2 separate regions of the Homo sapiens genome follow, and region 1 is linked to region 2. Evidence: chromatin loops called from intact Hi-C (ENCODE). Cell type or tissue: HCT116. All regions are shown on one strand. Links, peaks and the distances in the headings refer to the core of each region. The heading gives the core; the rest is flanking DNA.

Region 1 (8,836 bases), core at 1,379-6,378, 210 kb after region 2:
AATTAGTTGTGTATAGTGGCATACATTAGTAGTAGTAGTCTCAGCGACTTGGGAGGCTATAGTGGGAGGATCTCTTGAGCCCAGGAGGTCAAGGCTGCAGTGTGAGCCATGTCATGCCACTGCACTCCAGCCTGAGTGATAGAGCAAGACTGTCTAAAAAAAAAAAAAAAAGATAACTGTGCATATATTTATGACGCATATTACTCTTTCAGCCTACGGCAAGCTAAGGACCTGTTGCAGTAAACTCAGAATCACTAAGTCCATGGACCAGTATGGGAAGTCCTGATGTAAATTTAGCAATCCTTGGCCAACATAATCAACACAGAGCCAGGCTTTATTAGTTATCTACAGTATGTAGGGCATCTATTGGTCCAGATATCTAAAGAATACCTGATCCCTGTTTCCTAAGAGAATAGGACTCAGGTACCTACTTAGCTTGCACCTGGGAGTTCTGATCCAAACCCCCACATCACCCCAGGATTACATAGCTATTTCCACAGTTCTAGAGATTTCTAAACTGAAAAACAAACCTCAAATGGGTGGATTTATTTTTTCTTGCTTCCTAACTAGTTGACCTGTATTTACCCCACGGGAGATACAGGGATCTGAGTCATAATTTCTTCATGTATCTTCTTTGGTGCCCGCAAGCTGACATTAAGTCTGAGCAAAGGGCACAACTGGAAAGGGAATACTACTCTTTTTTTTTTTTTTTTTTTTTTGAGATGAAATCTCACTCTGTCGCCCAGGCTGGAGTGCAATGGCACGATCTCGGTTCACTGCAACCTCTGCCTCCCGGGTTCAAGCAATTCTCCTGCCTCAGGCTCCCGAGTAGCTGGGATTACAGGCGTGTGCCACCACATCTGGCTAATTTTTTTGTATTTTTAAGCAGAAACGGGGTTTCACCATATTGGCCAGGCTTGTCTCGAACTCCTGACCTTGGGATCCACATGCCTCAGCCTCCCAAAATGCTGGATTACAGGCATGAGTCACAGTGCCTGGTCAGAAATACTACTCCAAATACAGTTACATGTTGCACTTTCATTCTGGTCCTACCTACAGAGGTTGTCAATACAGGAATCGCATCTGATTTTTTCCCCCTACTGAACTTTGCTGTCCACCTAATTGCAGAAAAAAATTTAAGTCTGACACCATTGTGTTTTGTAAAAAGGAAAGGCTTTTTTGGTGTGTTCTTAATTTTTGCAAATAAAAAATTAATCCAGAAACTAGTAACTGCCTCAGAAGAGAAAAATCAATATTCATTTCCTGACTATTTCACTTTAGACCTCTCTGAACATCACAATTTCTAGGAAGAAAAATATATCTGGGTTACAATTCCATCCACTAATTCTGACTTTGGGCAAGTTGCTTACATTCTTTAAAACATGTTTCCTTTGTTTCTTTCTTACTTTCTTTTTAAATATAGAAAGTGGGAATGATAATGGTACAAACTTCACAAGATTGCTGTGAGGATTAAATTAAATCATCATCTATTAAGTTGGTTAATACCTGCCATAGTTGATAAATTCTCAAGGAATATGAACCTCGGCCCTAAATACCATATTCCTATGATGAATTACTAGGGGGATACAAATAAACCTGTCCCATAAAATGTATTGTATCAACAAACATTCCTTATTGATCTTGGAGGAATTTGAGGTACATATAAAAGATACTAAATATTTTATAAATTAGAGGAGTACAAATAATTACATAAAAAGAGACTTACATCCCAAGGTAGATACCTACAAAAGTTTAACTAAAAGAACCATGAGTACAACAGTTAAGAGGACCAAATTGGATTTTTAAAAAGTATAAGAAGGAAATGTGATAGGCACTTACAAGTCCAGTTTTTAGCCGGGCACAGTGGCTTACGCCTGTAATCCCAGCACTTTGGGAGGCTGAGGTGGGCAGATCATGAGGTCAGGAGATCGAGACCATCCTGGCCAACATGGTGAAACCCTGTCTCTACTAAAAATACAAAAATTAGATGGGCGTGGTGGTGCACGCCTGTAATTCCAGCTACTCGGGAGTCTGAGGCAGGAGAATCGCTTGAACCCGGGAGGCAGAGGTTGCAGTGAGCCGAGATCATGTCATTGCACTCCAGCCTGGGCAACAGAGTGAGACTCCGTCTTAAAAAAAAAAAGAAAAAAAAAAAAGTCCAGTTTTACCCTGGAGTTTTCACAACACTGTAAGCAAGTGCTTTCAACACTGAAAACAGTTTCTGCCAGAAACCTGAAGTTTGTGAGTTAAAAATTTCTTTCTTTCTTTTTTTTTTTTTTTTTCTGAGATGGAGTTTTGCTCAGGCTGGAGTGCAATGGTGCGATCTCGGCTCACCACAACCTCTGCCTCCTGGGTTCAAGTGATTCTCCTGCTTCAGTCTCCCGAGTGGCTGGGATTACAGGCATGTGCCACCACACCTGGCTAATTTTGTATTTTTAGTAGAGATGGTATTTTTCCATGTTTGTCAGGGTCTTGAACTCCCGACCTCAGGTGATCTGCCCGCCTCAGCCTCCCAAAGTGCTGGGATTACAGGCGTGAGGCACCATGCCTAGCCTCTTTTTTTTTTTAGATGGAGTTTCACTCTGTCTCTCAGGCTGCAGTGGAGTGGCATGATCTTGCCTCACTGCAAACTCCACCTCCCAGGTTCAAGCAATTCTCTTGCCTCAGCCCAGCTAATTTTCATATTTTTAGTAGAGATGGGGTTTCACCATGTTGGCCAGGCTAGTTTTGAACTCCTGACCTCAGGTGATCCACCCGCCTCGGCCTCCTGAAGTGTTGGGATTATAGGCATGAGCCACCGTGCCTGGCCAAGTTAAGAATTTCACTTTGATAGTGAGTGACAGGAGCAGGCGTGGTGGCTCACACCTGTAATCCCAGCACTTTGGGAGGTTGAGGCGGGTGGATCACCTGAGGTCAGGAGTTCGAGGCCAGCCTGGCCAACATGGTGAAACCCTGTCTCTACTAAAAATACAAAAAAAATTAGCCAGGCATGGTGAGGCATGCCTGTAATCCCAGCTACTCGGGAAGCTGAGGAAGGAAAATTGTTTGAACTTGGGAGGCGGAGGTTGCCGTGAGCCGAGATCGCACCATTGCACTCTAGCCTGCGCAACAAGAGTGAAACTCCGCCTCAAAATAAATAAATAAATAAATAAATAAATAAATAAATAAATAAATAAAGATAGTGAGAGACACAGAGCAATTGAGGTCGAGGGAATTACTTTGTCTTGGCCCCTGGGGACTCAGGGCCTCTCTGGGAAAGGAGATGGACTAGATCATGAGCTTCTATCTTTCTTGTGCTTTCTTTATTTCTGATGTATTCCAATATACTTTCTCTATACACATTCGATACGCAAAAGTATTCAATAGTACAAAGATTTGTTTGCACTACGTATGAAAACCTGAAGAACTCTATTTGATTATGAAAGCAGATTTCCCCTTGTTGCTTTTAAGACCTTAGTGCCCCTAGAGGACAACTGGGCAATGCGCATATGAAGGGAAACCTAGATGCTACTTTTATTTTAATTACTGAGATCTCTTTTGTTCTCTACTTATGTATATGTGTTTTAATGAACTGACTGTTGGGAAGTTGCATTTACTCCTTATTTATGTTAATAGAAAAGAAAAGATGCATGGAAAATATCTAATGATGAATGAACCCACTTTTAAAATTTGATACTTGAATTACAAAGAAATACGCAGGCCCTCTTTTGCTATCCCTCTGATATGTTGGGTCCAAACTATAGATGAGGCCTCAAGAAAGGCATGGGCCCCAGTGGGCTGCCTTTTCCAACCGTGATCCAGCCTTCACCATCAGAGGCATCAGAGAGAGACCATGACTGGGGCTTCAGATGAGCAGAGAGTTGACTGTTGTGTAAGGTTTAGGAGGCCATTTTAACACCTTGTAATGTGAGCTTATAACAGTGAACACCAATTAACTCCTAAGGACTATCTTTTCAGCCTGTTCCAGGCCAGGTAATTTAAATGGAAAAAAAAAAGCCTCAAATATTTTTTATTATATCGAACTTCTGAAGATTCTTTCCATCTTGTTTCAGTATTAAGAAGAATTGTGTCATCTTGAGTAATTGATCTATTATAAAGAATGCCGTCAGCCTGGGTAACACAGGGAGATCCCATCTCTACAAAGAAAAAAAAATTAGGCCAGGCGCAGTGGCTCACGCCTGTAATCCCAGCACTTTGGGAGGCCGAGGCAGGCAGATCACGAGGTCAGGAGATCGAGACCATCTTGGCTAACACGGTGAAACCCCGTCTCTACTAAAAATACAAAAAATTAGCCGGGCATGGTGGTGGGCGTCTGTAGTCCCAGCTACTCAGGAGGCTGAGGCAGGAGAACGGCATGAACCCGGGAGGCGGAGCTTGCAGTGAGCGGAGATCGCGCCACTGCACTCCAGCCTGGACGACAGAGCGAGACACCATCTCAAAAAAAAAAAAAAAAATTAGCTGGGTGTGGTGGCGCAAGCCGGTAGTCCCACTCAGGCTTAGGTGGGAGGCTGAGGTGGGAGGATTGCTTGAGCCCGGGAGGTCAAGGCTGCAGTGAACCATGATTGTGCCACTGCACTCCAGCCTTGGTGACAAAGTGGATTTTGTCAAAAGAAAGGAAGGACAGAGAAGAAAAAAATAAAGAGAGAGAGGAAAAAGGAAAGAAACAAAGAAAGAGAAAGGAAAGAAGGAAGGAAACTGATCCACATCTTCATTGTTAGAACTTGGAGGCAAATCTGTGACTTGTCCTTGTGGCAAGTGTTTACCTTTATATAATACATATTTTTAACCTCATTGCCCTTCTTCTTATACTGTTACCTTATTTTTTAATTAGTTAATTTTTTGAGTTGGGTTCTCACTCTGTCACCCAGGCTGGAGTGCGCTGGCACAATCGTGGCTTACTGCAGCCCCAAACTCCTGACCTCAAGTTATCTTCCCACCTCGGTCCTTCCTATCTTGTATTAATTATTTTGTTGAATTTTATACTTTATATATAACAAGGTAGAAAACGAATGGAAGAAGGGAAAGAAGGAAGAGAAGGACGGAGTGAAGAAGGCTTACTAGTCTCAAATGCATACAAAGCAAGACTTGGAAGGAGTCATTATAGCTGCCTGTTAGAAGACGAATATCTTTTTATTGTTGTTGAGACAGTGTGCTGCTCTGTCACCCAGACTGGAGTGCGGTGGTGCAATCTCAGCTCACTGCAACCTCCACCTTCTGGGCCCAAGCAATTCTCCCACGTCAGCCTCCTGAGTAGCTGGGACTACAGGCATGCACCACCATGCCCAGCTAATTTTTGCCTTTTTTTTTTTTTTTTTTTTTTTTTTTTTTGTAGAGGCTGGGTTTCATCATGTTGCCCAGGCTGGTGTCGAACTCCTGGGGTCAAGCAATCCACCCATCTAAGCCTCCTAAATTGCTGGGATTACAGACGTGAGCCACCACACTAGTCCCAGAAGACAAATACCTTGAAAAAGAAAAGTGTGGCAGTGGAAAGAGTACTAGGCCTCCTGTCAGAAGGCCTGAGTTCTTTCCCAGTCCTGCCATTAACTTGCTGGGGAATCCTGGTATATTAGTTGGGGTTCTCCAGAGAAAGAGAACCAGTGTGATATATAAAGAGATTCATGCCAGGCGTGGTGGCTCACACCTGTAATTCCAGCACTTTGGGCGGCCGAGGCAGGTGGATCACCTGAGGTCAGGAGTTCAAGACCAGCCTGGCCGACGTGGTGAAACCCCGTCTCTGCTAAAAATACAAAAATTAGCTGGGCATGGTGGCATGTGCCTGTAATCTCAGCTACTGGGGAGGCTGAGGCATGAGAATTGCTTGAGCTTGGGAGGCAGAGGGCTGCAGTGAGCCGAGATTGTGCCATTGCACTCCAGCCTGGGCGACAGAGTGAAACTGTGTCTCAAAAAAAAAAAAAAAAAGAGAGAGAGAGAGAGATTTATTGTAAGGTATTGGCTTACATGATGGTAGAGACTGAGAGGCCCCATGATCTACCATCTACAAGCTGGAGACCCAGGAAAGACAGTGGTGTAGTTTGAAGGCCCAAGATCTAGAGAGTTGGCCAGGTGTGGTAACTTACACCTCCCAGCACTCTGGGAGGCCAAGGCAGATGGATTAACTGAGGTCAAGAGTTCAAGACCAGCCTGGCCAACATAGTGAAACTGTCTGTACTAAAAATTCAAGAATTAACCAGGCGTGGTGACATGCGCCTGTAGTCCCAGCTACTCGGGAGGCTGAGGCAGGAGAATCGCTTGAACTCGGGAGGCGGAGGTTGCGGTGAGCCAAGATTGCACCACTGCACTCCAGCACTCCATCCTGGGTGACAAAGCAAGACTCTGTCTCAAAAAAAAAAAAAAAAAAAAAAAGAAATAGAGAGCTAACGGGGTAAATTCAGCAAATTCAGTCTTGGTCTGAAGGCCTGAGAGCCAAGGATGCCAATGGTGGGAGAAAATCAATTTTCTAACACAAGCATCCAGACAGAGAGTGAATTTCACTTTTTTGTTCTACTTGGCCCCTTAATGGATTGGATGATGTCCACCTACATGGCAGGAGGCCATCTACTTTACTCAGTTCACCAATTCAAATGCTAGTCTCTTCCAGAAACACCTCACAGATACAGCTAGAAATAATGTTTAACCTTATCTGGGCATCCTGTAGCCAAGTTAAATTGAAATATAAAATTAACTGTCACACTTGGACAAATCCCTTCACCTTTCTGGGCCTCAGTTTCCCTATTATGAAATGAAGAGATTGGATAATATAGTCAGTAAAGTCTCCTCCAGCTTGAAAGTTTTATCGTTTTTTTTTCTTTTAATTTTTTGCTCTGTCTTATGGTGCTGAGAAAGTTTTATGGCTCTAAGCAGGCAAATGAGAAAGGGAAAAGAGAACTTTGACAAACTGGCTACTTTACAAACTGCATGCCACCCCCAGCCTGACCATCTCTGGTTCATGTTCTTTGAGTGTGATAGGCTCTCAGGCAGTAGATTCTTCTCAGCCAGGTCAACTAGCCAGAGTCTTTCTCAATTAGGTTATGTGGAGATCTCTTATACTTACTTAAGTATCTTGAGAAAGAGCTTTGGAAGAGATATCTGTTATAAAGTCTGATGATTTATAAACTGTCATGTATTTGAGGCCACTTTCTCATCACTTTGAGTTTTCAAAATTGGAGTTTCACTCAGGATGTGGAGGAAGAAAAAAAAATGGGATTACTGGAGATAAAATAACAGGCAAGAGATTAGATGTAAAGAGATTTAGATTAAATGTTAGGGTTTGAGAGGAGACTTGAAATGACAGTGAAAGAAAAATTTTCCAAAGCAAAAGAAGAGATATGGGGAGATAAGCAAATTAGTGACATAAGGGATTTAGTTTGCAACATCAGTAGGGAAAAAAAAAATGGAAAAGCAGAGCTTATAATCTTATTTCTTGCTATATCAAAGTGGACATTTGTTGTTTTTGCCTTTCCTCTTCTGGTAACTGTGTTATAGGACCAACGGGTTCATATGCCCACTGTGCAGGACACACCAGTACACTGAGACAGCAGGGGTTGCAGCAAAAAATAGAATTTAATGATCACAAGTCACCGAGCAAGGAGATGGGAGGGGATCCTCACATGTATCTCCCCGAGGAGTTCTGGGCTGGAGTTTTTAAGGGGATCGTAGAGGGCGAAGGGTTGGAGAATTGGGGTCATTGATTGGTTGGGATAAGAGGGATGAAATAATCAGGATATCAAAACTGCATTCTTTGGTGAGTCAGGTCTTTGTGGGGTCCCTCACACCAGTTGACGTCAGCAGTTATATCAGTATGTAGGACCTGAAAGAATATCTCAATTGGAAAACTTAATATTTTTTTCTTTTTTCTTTTTTTTTTTCGTTTTTATTTTTGAGACAGAGTGTCCCTTTGTCTCCTAGGCTGGAGTGCAGTGGCACGATCTTGGCTCACTGCAACCTCCACCTCCCAGGTTCAAATGATTCTCCTGCCTCAGCCTCCCAAGTAGCTGGGACTACAGGTGCCCGCCACCACACCTGGCTAATTTTTGTATTTTCAGTAGAGATGGGGTTTCACCATATTGGCCAGGCTGGTCTTGAACTCCTGACCTTGTGATGCTCCTGCCTTGGCCTCCCAAAGTGCTGGGATTATAGGCATGAGCCACCGCACCCGGCCTGGAAAACTTAGTATTTTGTAACGTTCAATTTGTTACCCGTATAGCAGTTGGGGGAGCTATAATCTTGTGATGGTCTGTGATTCTGAGGCAACTGGCAGCAAACAGCTACGAGGAAGCGGGTCACAGAGTGAGCTGCCTCATGATTAATGCTGAGTATGCTGCAAGCTGAGTTTACTTTCCTTTCTCTCCTTCCCTTTTTCCCTGACTAATTTATAAAGTTCATAGGGACAGTTTCAACTGCATCCCACTGCTCCTTTGGGGAAATGTGGGAAACCCCTTTATTGCAAGTATACCCTACCAGTCATGGGGCTGCCTTTCTTTCTCTCTGTCTTTCTCTCTCTCTTCTCCTTAACCACAGGTATGGAGTGGGCATTTGACCCAGGTGGGGCAATCTAAGCACCCCATCCCTGAACCCAGTTATTGTTCTAGAGGTGGGCACAAGACCCAAGCAGACCCAATCAAAATATTCCTTAGGGTTACATCATAAACCAATTCAATGAACTTTCACTATCTTCAGGGCTATTCTTCAGCGAGAAGCACAAGATGGTCTGACCCTGGTGATCCATAGATGATAGGCAGTTCATTTCTATTTAGACATAGAGCCATTATTCACTTGGTACTTATTTCTAATAGCCTGTCTATGTCTCTGAGGAGCTGGAAGTTAAGTTAAATGATTC
Region 2 (8,836 bases), core at 2,292-7,291:
TCATTAATTTCCTTTACTATAAAGTAGGAACAAGAATAGTACTTATCTCAAGGGTTATTGTGAGATTAATTGGGTTAACCTAAGTAAAGGCTTTAGTGTAAGTCTGGCATATAGGAATTAATAAATGCTATCTGTTATTTTGATTTTTTATGAACTGTAACCTTCCCCCAAAAGAGTCATATGCTCTAAGCCCTTTTCTACCACCTCTTGAGAGACAAGATTCTTAGGCACAAACTTGACATTTTAATTCAGTAGTCCATCAATAACATTGTAATTTTTAGCCTGGTGTGTAATCAATATCTTGGATATGTGTAGAAAGAATATTGAATGATCAATGGTTCATCCCATTGGATCATTGCCAAAGGGCAGGAAAAAAAAATGGAAACTAGAAACTTAAGTTCATGCGTGCCATAATTATTAAGTGTTTTTTCCTATTTGTTGTGTTATGATATAGTATGTCTTATGTTCTGTTGGCATTTTTCAGAGATCTGGATTGAAAGCTAACGGCAAATTGCTGGCTTTTTAAACTTGGAATTCAAAGACCAGCTCAGCTGAAAGATGACTATAGACTTTACATACATATAAGAGTATCTTCAACCTCAGACTCTCATACTCCAAAAATCAGAAGTGAAAGGACTATTCCTTCAAAAAGAAAGCTCATCAGAACCCTTTCTTTTTCTCTTCACTGAAATGCATCCAGAGTTGTACAATTCTTCCTGAGTGAATCTATGGTTATTTACCTAACAATTCTGATCAGTGTACCTGCTTACCTCTCCGCAAAGTTTCAGCTATGTGCATAACTACGTTTGCACTATAGATCAATTCTGACAAGATCAAATTAAAACTGCTAGTCTAAATGTTGCCATGTCATACTCAACTGTACCAACAAATACAGCTCTAACATTGAGTTTTTAAGTTAGACATGCTAACTGTTTTTCTTTAAAGGGTTAAAATCAGTTATTTCCTCCCTTATACCATTCCTTGCCTGTCTTGTCTAGCTTGTTTGATACCGTTTGTCTTCTGTGTCTCTCAAAGGATTAATTGTTTGTGTGCTGGGTGTGGTGGCTCGTGTCTATAATCCCAGCATTTTGGGAGGCCAAGACAGGCAGATTGCTTGAGCCCAGGAGTTCAAACCAACCTGGGCACCATGGCAAAACCCTGCCTCTACTAAAATTACAAAAAATTACCCAGGCATGGTGGCACACAGCTATAGTACCACCTACTTGGGAGGCTAAGGTGGGAGGATCGCTTGAGCCAGGGAGGCAGTGATTACAGTAAGCCGTGATTGCACCACTGCTCTCCAGCCTGGGTGACAAAGCGAGATTCTGTCTCAAAAACAAAACAAAACAAAAAAGACTAATGTTTGTGAAACTAAATAAATTTTTCAAGTATTCTAATCTTATTAGTTTAAAACATGTGATTTCTTGGAAGGACTCCCTTGTAAGAAAATCAACAGGAAGTATTTCATCACAAAGTATAACTTTGTTTTTTTGTGGGTTTTTTTTTAACTTTTATTTTAGGTTCAGGGGTATATGTAAAGGTTTGTTACACAGGTAAACTTGTGTCACTGGGGTTTGTTGTACAGATTATTTCATCACCCAGGTATTAAGCCCAGTACCCAACGGTTATGTTTTCTGCTCCTGTTCCTCCTCCCACCCTCCACCCTCAGGTAGCCCCCAGTGTCTGTTGTTCCTTTCTTTGTGTTCCTGAGTTCCCATCATTTAGCTCCCACTTAGAAGTTAGAATATGTGATATTTGGTTTTCTGTTCCTGTGTTAGTTTGCTAAGAATAATAGCCTCCAGCTCCATCCATGTTCCTACAAAAGACATGATCTCATTCCTTTTTATGGTTGCATAGTATTCCATGGTGTGTATGTGCCATATTTTCTTTATCCAGTCTGTCATTGATGGGCATTTAGGTTGATTCCGTGTCTTTGCCATTGCGAACAGTGCTGCTGTGATCATTGACATCCATGTGTCTTTATGGTAGAATGATTTATATTCCTCTGGGTATATACCCAGTAATGGAATTGCTGGGTCAAATGGTAGTTCTGCAGTTAACTCTTTGAAGCATCACCGTACCGCTTTCCATAATGATTGAAATAATTTCCTCTCTCTCCAACAGTGTATAAGTGTTTCCTTTTCTCCAAAATTTCATGAGCATCTTTTTTTTCTTGACTTTTTATTAATAGCCATTCTGACTGGTACAAATTATAACGTTGTACCTTTGCAACTTTGGAATTGTTTATATTAGCCACTTGTTTCAATTTTTTTCCTTGAAGCCTTTGATTAAAACACATAATAACCCACACCATCTCTTGGTACTGTCTGTGATGCCAGATTCACAGCAGCCCCTCCTATCCTTATCACTCTTCCTGGAACGTCCAGGTAGGGCTTTTGACAGAGGGTTGCATTCCTAGAGGCAATTAAGCTGCCTATCTGCCCCAGGACAGTGGCGTTATTGTGGAGTCTCACAGATGCACTGCTCTAGGGGCTACTGCTTTGAGGATGGGGATCCATCTCCATGCTAAATCTCCCCACCCCCACCCCTAGTGAATGACGCCGTGTATAGACTTAGCGTTGAATGTCAAACAAGACAGTACTCTAAAAAACTGGATTTGGAAGCAAGATACCTAGTGTATTTCCTGGCTTAGCCACTATGAGATTTTCTTATCTTGGGTCATCCACTCCTTCTGTCTTTGCCTCTAATTTCTTTATGAGTGAGAGATTGCAGTGGGCCAGTAAGAGCAGCCTAGGCTTTGTGTCATCATGACCGACTTCTTACACTACCCTTGGTAGCTGTGTGCCTTAGGTGAGTCACTGCCATTTCCAAGCCCCAATGGCTTCACTTGTAAATGGAGCTAACATAGTCTGCCTCACACAGTTGCTGAGATATTTTTTCCACAGACTGCCCCACTCCTCCCTGCAAAATTAGTTGTTTTTTCATTGCTATATCATCAGTACTAGGACAGTGCCTGGGGTATAGTTAGTACTCAATAGATACCTGTGAATGAATGAATGCAAGGCTATTCCCCCCAACATACATGGGCATACATACACACACACACACACACACACACACACACACACACAAACACACACACACCCTCTACCTCACAGAACCTTGGAAAGAGTGAAACACTGTCTGGAAAGCATTTTGAGTTCTGCAGAAAAGACTGCCTTAAACATCTAAAGTTATGTTCCTAGTTATCTTCATATTTCTTCTCTCCCACACAAGTACTTAAATTTTAGTAGCAAAAGCAGTTAGTTGTCCCTGATCATCACTGAGTGGGCTGAGTATTTTGTTTTGTTGTGAGATTGTCTCAAATTTTGGCTTTATCACAGGACTCAGAAGCTGCTATCGAAAAACCCAAAGAATCCTTATGAGGAGTCGAGCAGAGATGTGAGGAGTCGCAGGCCTGCTGACACTGAGGATGGGATGTCCTCTTGCCCTCAACCTTGGGTAATGTGACCAAAGCAGATGAAGCAAGGAATTGGCTTGATATTAACCCCTATTCATTTTTTCTATTTTTTCACTGAGTTCAGAATGACTGGAATCAGTTATAGCTTCCAGCTGGTGTCAGTGTTAGCCAAGACCACATCAGCTAGGGAGGTCCTGGGTGGGAGGGTGGGGGAACTGTGTTGTTAACTAAAGGAATCAGATGAGTTATAATAATGCCATAATTTAATGGCACAATAAATTTTTGGAATTTTTTTCTTTCATGTAGATTCTTTCTATAACTTAGATTTGTATGTGTTATGTGAAGGCTTTCCATATTTTTAGTTAATACATTCCAGATACATGTCTTAAAAACCCAAGATTGTGCTTCTAATTTATTTTCTTTCTTTCTTTCTTTTCTTTTTCTTTTTCTCTGTCTTTTTTTTTTTTTTTTTTTTTTTTGGACAGGATCTTGCTCTGTTGCCCAGGCTGGAGTGCAGTAATCCAACCACTCACTGCTCACTGCAGCCTCGAACTCCTGGGCTCAAACAATCCTCCCAGCTCAGCCTCCCAAATAGCTGGGACTACCGGCACACACCGCCACGCCCAGCTAATTTTTGTATTTTTTGTAGAGACAGAGTTTCACCATGTTTCCCAGGCTGGTCTCAAACTCTTGGGCTCAAGCAATCCACCTGCCCGGGCCTCTCAAAGTGCTGGAATTGCAGGCATGAGCCACTGCACTCAATTTTCTTAATTTTCTTAATATTTCTTAATATTTCTTTTATTTTCTTAATATTTCTTTTCTCACACACATTTCAACTCCCCAAATTTCAGTAGCAAAATAGTTGCCAGATTTAACAAATAAAAATATAGGATGCCTAGTTAAATTCATACTTATACTGAAAGTTCAAATTTAAATTCAAAATTAAATTTAACTGGGTTCTTTATTTTATCTGACAATCCTAGATATTTTCCGAAAAGCACAGAGGTTTGGGAAATTCAAGATGTTTCATAAATCATCCACTTCAGTAATTGATCTTGGAACACTAGAGGGCAGTCTTGAAACAGGCTACACATTCTTGAATCAGTTAAGGGAATTTCCATTTCTAGAAACCTGTCAGAGTTAAGGACTGATTCAGTGTGTGCTGTTGGCATTATTTGTGGTATATATTGTGGAAGAGACTGGAATACATGGCAGGTCCATGGAGGATTGAATCCTTAGGGAAGAGCTATTACAGAGAGGTTATGGAGGAGCAAAGGCAATGTTTGGGGTCCTTCCCACATTATTACCCCTACTCCCCAGCTCCCATCTCACAGTGAATTCCCAGAAAGTAGCTTTCCTGTAACTGTGCTTTTGACTACCAGGTGATCATCTTTTCCTACCTGTAATAGGCATTCAGTGTTTCCTTATTTATTTATTTATTTTTTGGTTGGACTCAAGTATGGGGGAAAAAAATAGAGGCTGGGCAAGTTTGCTCATGCCTGTAATCCCCATGCTTTGGGAGGCCAAGGCAGGATTGCTTGAGGCCAGGAGCTTGGGACCAGCCCGGACAATATAGCAAGATCATATTTCTTTAAAAAGATTAAAAAAAAAAACTTTGCTGGGTGTGGTGGTACACACTTGCAGTTTCAGGTACTCAAGAGACTGAAGCAGGAGGGTCACTTGAACCCAAGAGTTCAAGGTTGCAGTGAGCTATGATAGCACCACTGCACTCCAGCCTGAGTGACAGACTGAGACCTTTTCTCTAAAGCATGAGAAAGAACATGAGTTCTAGCCTTACTCTCCCACCAGTTGGCTATCTAATCTTGAGCAATTCCTTTAACCTATGCAGACTTCTGCTCCCCACTCAGTACAAGGGGTTTGGATTAGATGATCTCTAAGATCCCTTCAGTCTTTATCAGTCTTTATCAATTCCACAAGTGTGTGATTCTAGGACTAAGCTCTAGAATGTGTTGGTTCTTTGAGGCCTCATGACTTTGCGAACTTCTAAATTACCCAGATGTCACTTGTCAGTCTACATGGTATTTCATTCAGGTTTTGAGTAGCAGGTTTAATTCATCTCATTAATTCATCATCATGGGAATGAAGGAGAAACACAATCTGTGTATGACTATTAAAAAATCAAAAGCATTTGCTGCTGTCATGAGCAACTTGTTGGCTCAGAGCTATGTTGGGAGGCCTGGGGCTGCTGAGCTCAGTCCCCCACAGCCGTCATAACTGTCGTTGACAGCAACTGCTGCTGTAGATATCAGTGGGAGTGGGAGAGAGCTGAACGCTCAAACTAGAAGAAAGAGCAGAAACAAATGTAGTTCTATCAGCTCCTTTCCCCACCTCAGCCCAGAATTTCGGGACCTATGTTCTTCTGACAGAGAGGCACGAGGTTAGAAAATTTGCAGTGCAGAGGGTTGGATTTTGACTTGAGACAGAAATAATGGGCATGTGTCTTTAAACAGTGGGTTGCGTGTTGATTTTGCAGTGTGTTGCTGCAGGAGATCATCAATGAGGAGGAGATGAAGCATGATTTGTATTATAAGAAAATGAAAATACATGTTCTGTGGATTCACACTTCCCTTACCAACATTTCCCTGCCTTCTGCCTAATTGACCCCAGTCATCATCCCTTTCTACACCTTTCTCAAAGGAAAATATGGGCAAAGAGATTGTTTTCTACTCCTCTTTCTGTTGTTTCTGAGTTGTGTGCTCCTTTCTGTGGAGCGCCCATTTCTGAACCAATGAAGCGTGATCGGCCAAAACCTTGGGGCAGTCCTTGCACTAGTTACTGATTGACAAGGAAGGACTTCACCAAATGATGTCCTTTGTCCTGTTGTATGGGGTCACTTCTTTTCTTTCCTTGTAGCATGGATCTGTTTTAATATCTAATCTATCTAGAGTGAATGTGAGCCAGTGAACTCTGGTCAGCCTGCATTGCAAGTGCCCAATCAATTTTTGATAATACAAATAATGACAAAAGTAATCATTTTGTTGACTGAAGAGAAATGTTGTTTTCTGTTCCTTCCTATTAAAATTCTAGGTCCCTAGGCTGTTCAACCAGCTTGCAAAATTGTCATTGCACTGGTAATTATTACTACCTTTAATGGCCCCAAATTACTCAGAACTTGGTAGCATGTTTAAATGAGTGTTATTAATGTGTGTGTGCGTGTGTGTGTATGAAAAGTTGTAGCACACACATATATTAGATATTATTTGCCTGGCCTATGGGCAGTTCTTAGAATACTTATGGATTCTTGGATTGCTTATGGTAAATCAGTGGCTCCAGGGATCCGTGACCTAAAAGCTGAGATTCCATAATTAGAATAGATTCTTCAGTTAACATATTGGTGTGCCTAGTTGCTTTAAGACAAAGTAACACAAGGCTCCTCACTGAATGTTGAATCTCTCTTTAGATAGAAAGACTAACTTCACAGGGCCTTTCTTCTGACTTTCACTTTCCATAGGATGAACATCGTAAAGCCATAGACTTTGATTCAATGTACGTTGAGATAATTTGTGAATTTTAACAATATCCTCTCTCCCTCCTTTTTGTTGTCTGCAGTTTGTGGTTATAAAAGAACACCAAGACCTCAAGAATGGGGGTCAACCAGTGGCTGGTGAGGATGGCCAGGCAGCAGATGGTCAGTTTTTATCCCTGGCTCCTGGTGAATGGTTATTTTTACTTAGATCCTGACTGTTTTTCAATGAAAAGTCTCATTTAACCACACACACACACACAAACAAAATAACTAAATTGTATAAGCTATGTGAATAGCTGGGCTGTATTGAAATGCCATGGACCTGATTTGCACTGGAGTTCTATCTTATATGAGGTTACCACGTTCACTCAAAACTCTAGTCACAGGGCAGCCCGTGTTCTTGCACTTTGAGCAAGAACACAATGGATGACTCCTTGATTTGAATTGAGTTTTGGGGTCATTCTTAAGGTCCAGGATCTATACTGGTAGCTGTAGGTATAGTCCCAGTTAAGTTGTAAATGGCTCCAAGAAAACATGTTCCATGTTCAGCCCATCTAGTGGGAAGTGTTTCTGTAAATTTAAGTTGATCTGAGGATTGTCCTGGGGATTTCAGAGTATTCAGGTCTTATCAGGGGCATGACCTTAGCCAGACGCCTGGCTGTCTGTGAAGTCCAGCCAAGCCACTTGTGGAGAGACCATAAAATCAACCCAGGTTCTCAGGAACTCAGTCTACTTCAGATAGAAATGAACTCAGATACCCTTAAGAGTTGTATTATGATCAGCCTTTTGGTTTTGGGTCTCAGGTTGAGTTTTGTTTCACAGGCCAGAGGACATTGTTTCACAGGCCTTTGTGTCGTGAGCCTTTGGAAAGGTTTAGAGAAACTTTTAGCCAACAAAAACAGCTCCTCTGCTAATGAAAGGAGCTAATGAAATATCAACTCCAATTGAATTTTCTATATTTTTCCTTCTTCAATGTGCTTATTATCATAACCTCCTCCTCAGATTTCTTTCTGGAAAGAACATAGGCTTCTTGTTTTGGAAAACTCACTCTAAATTCCCTTCTCATACCTATGTTGCCATGAAACCCCAAATACTGAATTCAGTACAACTTTATTACCTAATTTGAAGAAGGCCTGGATATTTAAGGTACACTTAAAAATTGAATATGAAAACTACAATAAATAGTATAGTATTTTATATGGATCATTACTTTCCCCTGATAATGAAAAAATTCAGCATTTTCAAAAATTTGCTTCAGTGCTTATTGTTATTGGTAGCACTATTAAAAAGTAATGGAATATTTGTAGTTACTACTTTTCCTTGAGCAGCTAAAAGTGCATAATTCTTACAATGGTAACCCACTATAGAGGCACATATAATGTAATTTTGCAAGCTAATAGCACAACGATTTTACAGGAATTTGGTTAAACTTAGAAAAGAACTAAGGACTCATTACAGTTAGCTGAGTACTCAGGAATATATTAGAATGTCTCTTTTGCTGTTGTTTTTTTCCCCCCGCACTGTACTGCAAACAATTTGACCCATTCTCTGTGGGCCACTCATATAACTATCTCCCAGCATGAGTGATCACATCCCCAATCATGTCCAGCTGTCTCATAAATGCCTGGGGTGAAAATGCGCATAGAGATTGGGGTGGGGGGAGATTGAGTGAGGAATGAAATAAAAGATCAAGTTTGGCTCTGAGCCAGTCTCTTCTCTGCTCCTGGAAAACTCATTACAACACAATACTAGTGTAGTTCCATAAAACCATCTTCACTGAGCTCAGCTGACATCAGTTGACACAGGTTAAGTGCAGAGTACATGCTAGGGGCAGCTGACTATGCCAGGGGAAAAGAAAAGAAATACACCTAAAATCTGAATTCAGACCAGGCACAGTGGCTCACACCTGTAATCCGAGCACTTTGGGA

The links. Hi-C counts contacts between places; a loop is a spot of excess contacts. Peaks named below come from ENCODE experiments on the same cell type or tissue, not always from the same donor. Only the 100,000 strongest peaks of a DNase experiment are listed, where the experiment ranks them.
Region 1: it touches region 2 in a loop (7-fold over the local background); 25 of 110 quality-filtered maps call a loop at or near these places.

What each region holds. Positions count from the first base shown.
Region 1 is chr4:110,208,003-110,216,838 of GRCh38, forward strand. No RefSeq gene overlaps it. Among named protein-coding and RNA genes, the nearest start is that of ELOVL6, 14 kb to the left of the region's middle. RefSeq lists a silencer at 3,271-3,565. In HCT116, for the core only: a CTCF peak has its summit at 3,471; a DNase peak (open chromatin) is centred at 3,449.
Region 2 is chr4:110,001,161-110,009,996 of GRCh38, forward strand. EGF (epidermal growth factor) reads left to right here. Exons shown (of 24, transcript NM_001963.6): 22 at 3,345-3,462; 23 at 6,992-7,070. Among named protein-coding and RNA genes, the nearest start is that of EGF, 93 kb to the left of the region's middle. In HCT116, for the core only: a CTCF peak has its summit at 4,486 (motif pointing right); a DNase peak (open chromatin) is centred at 4,511.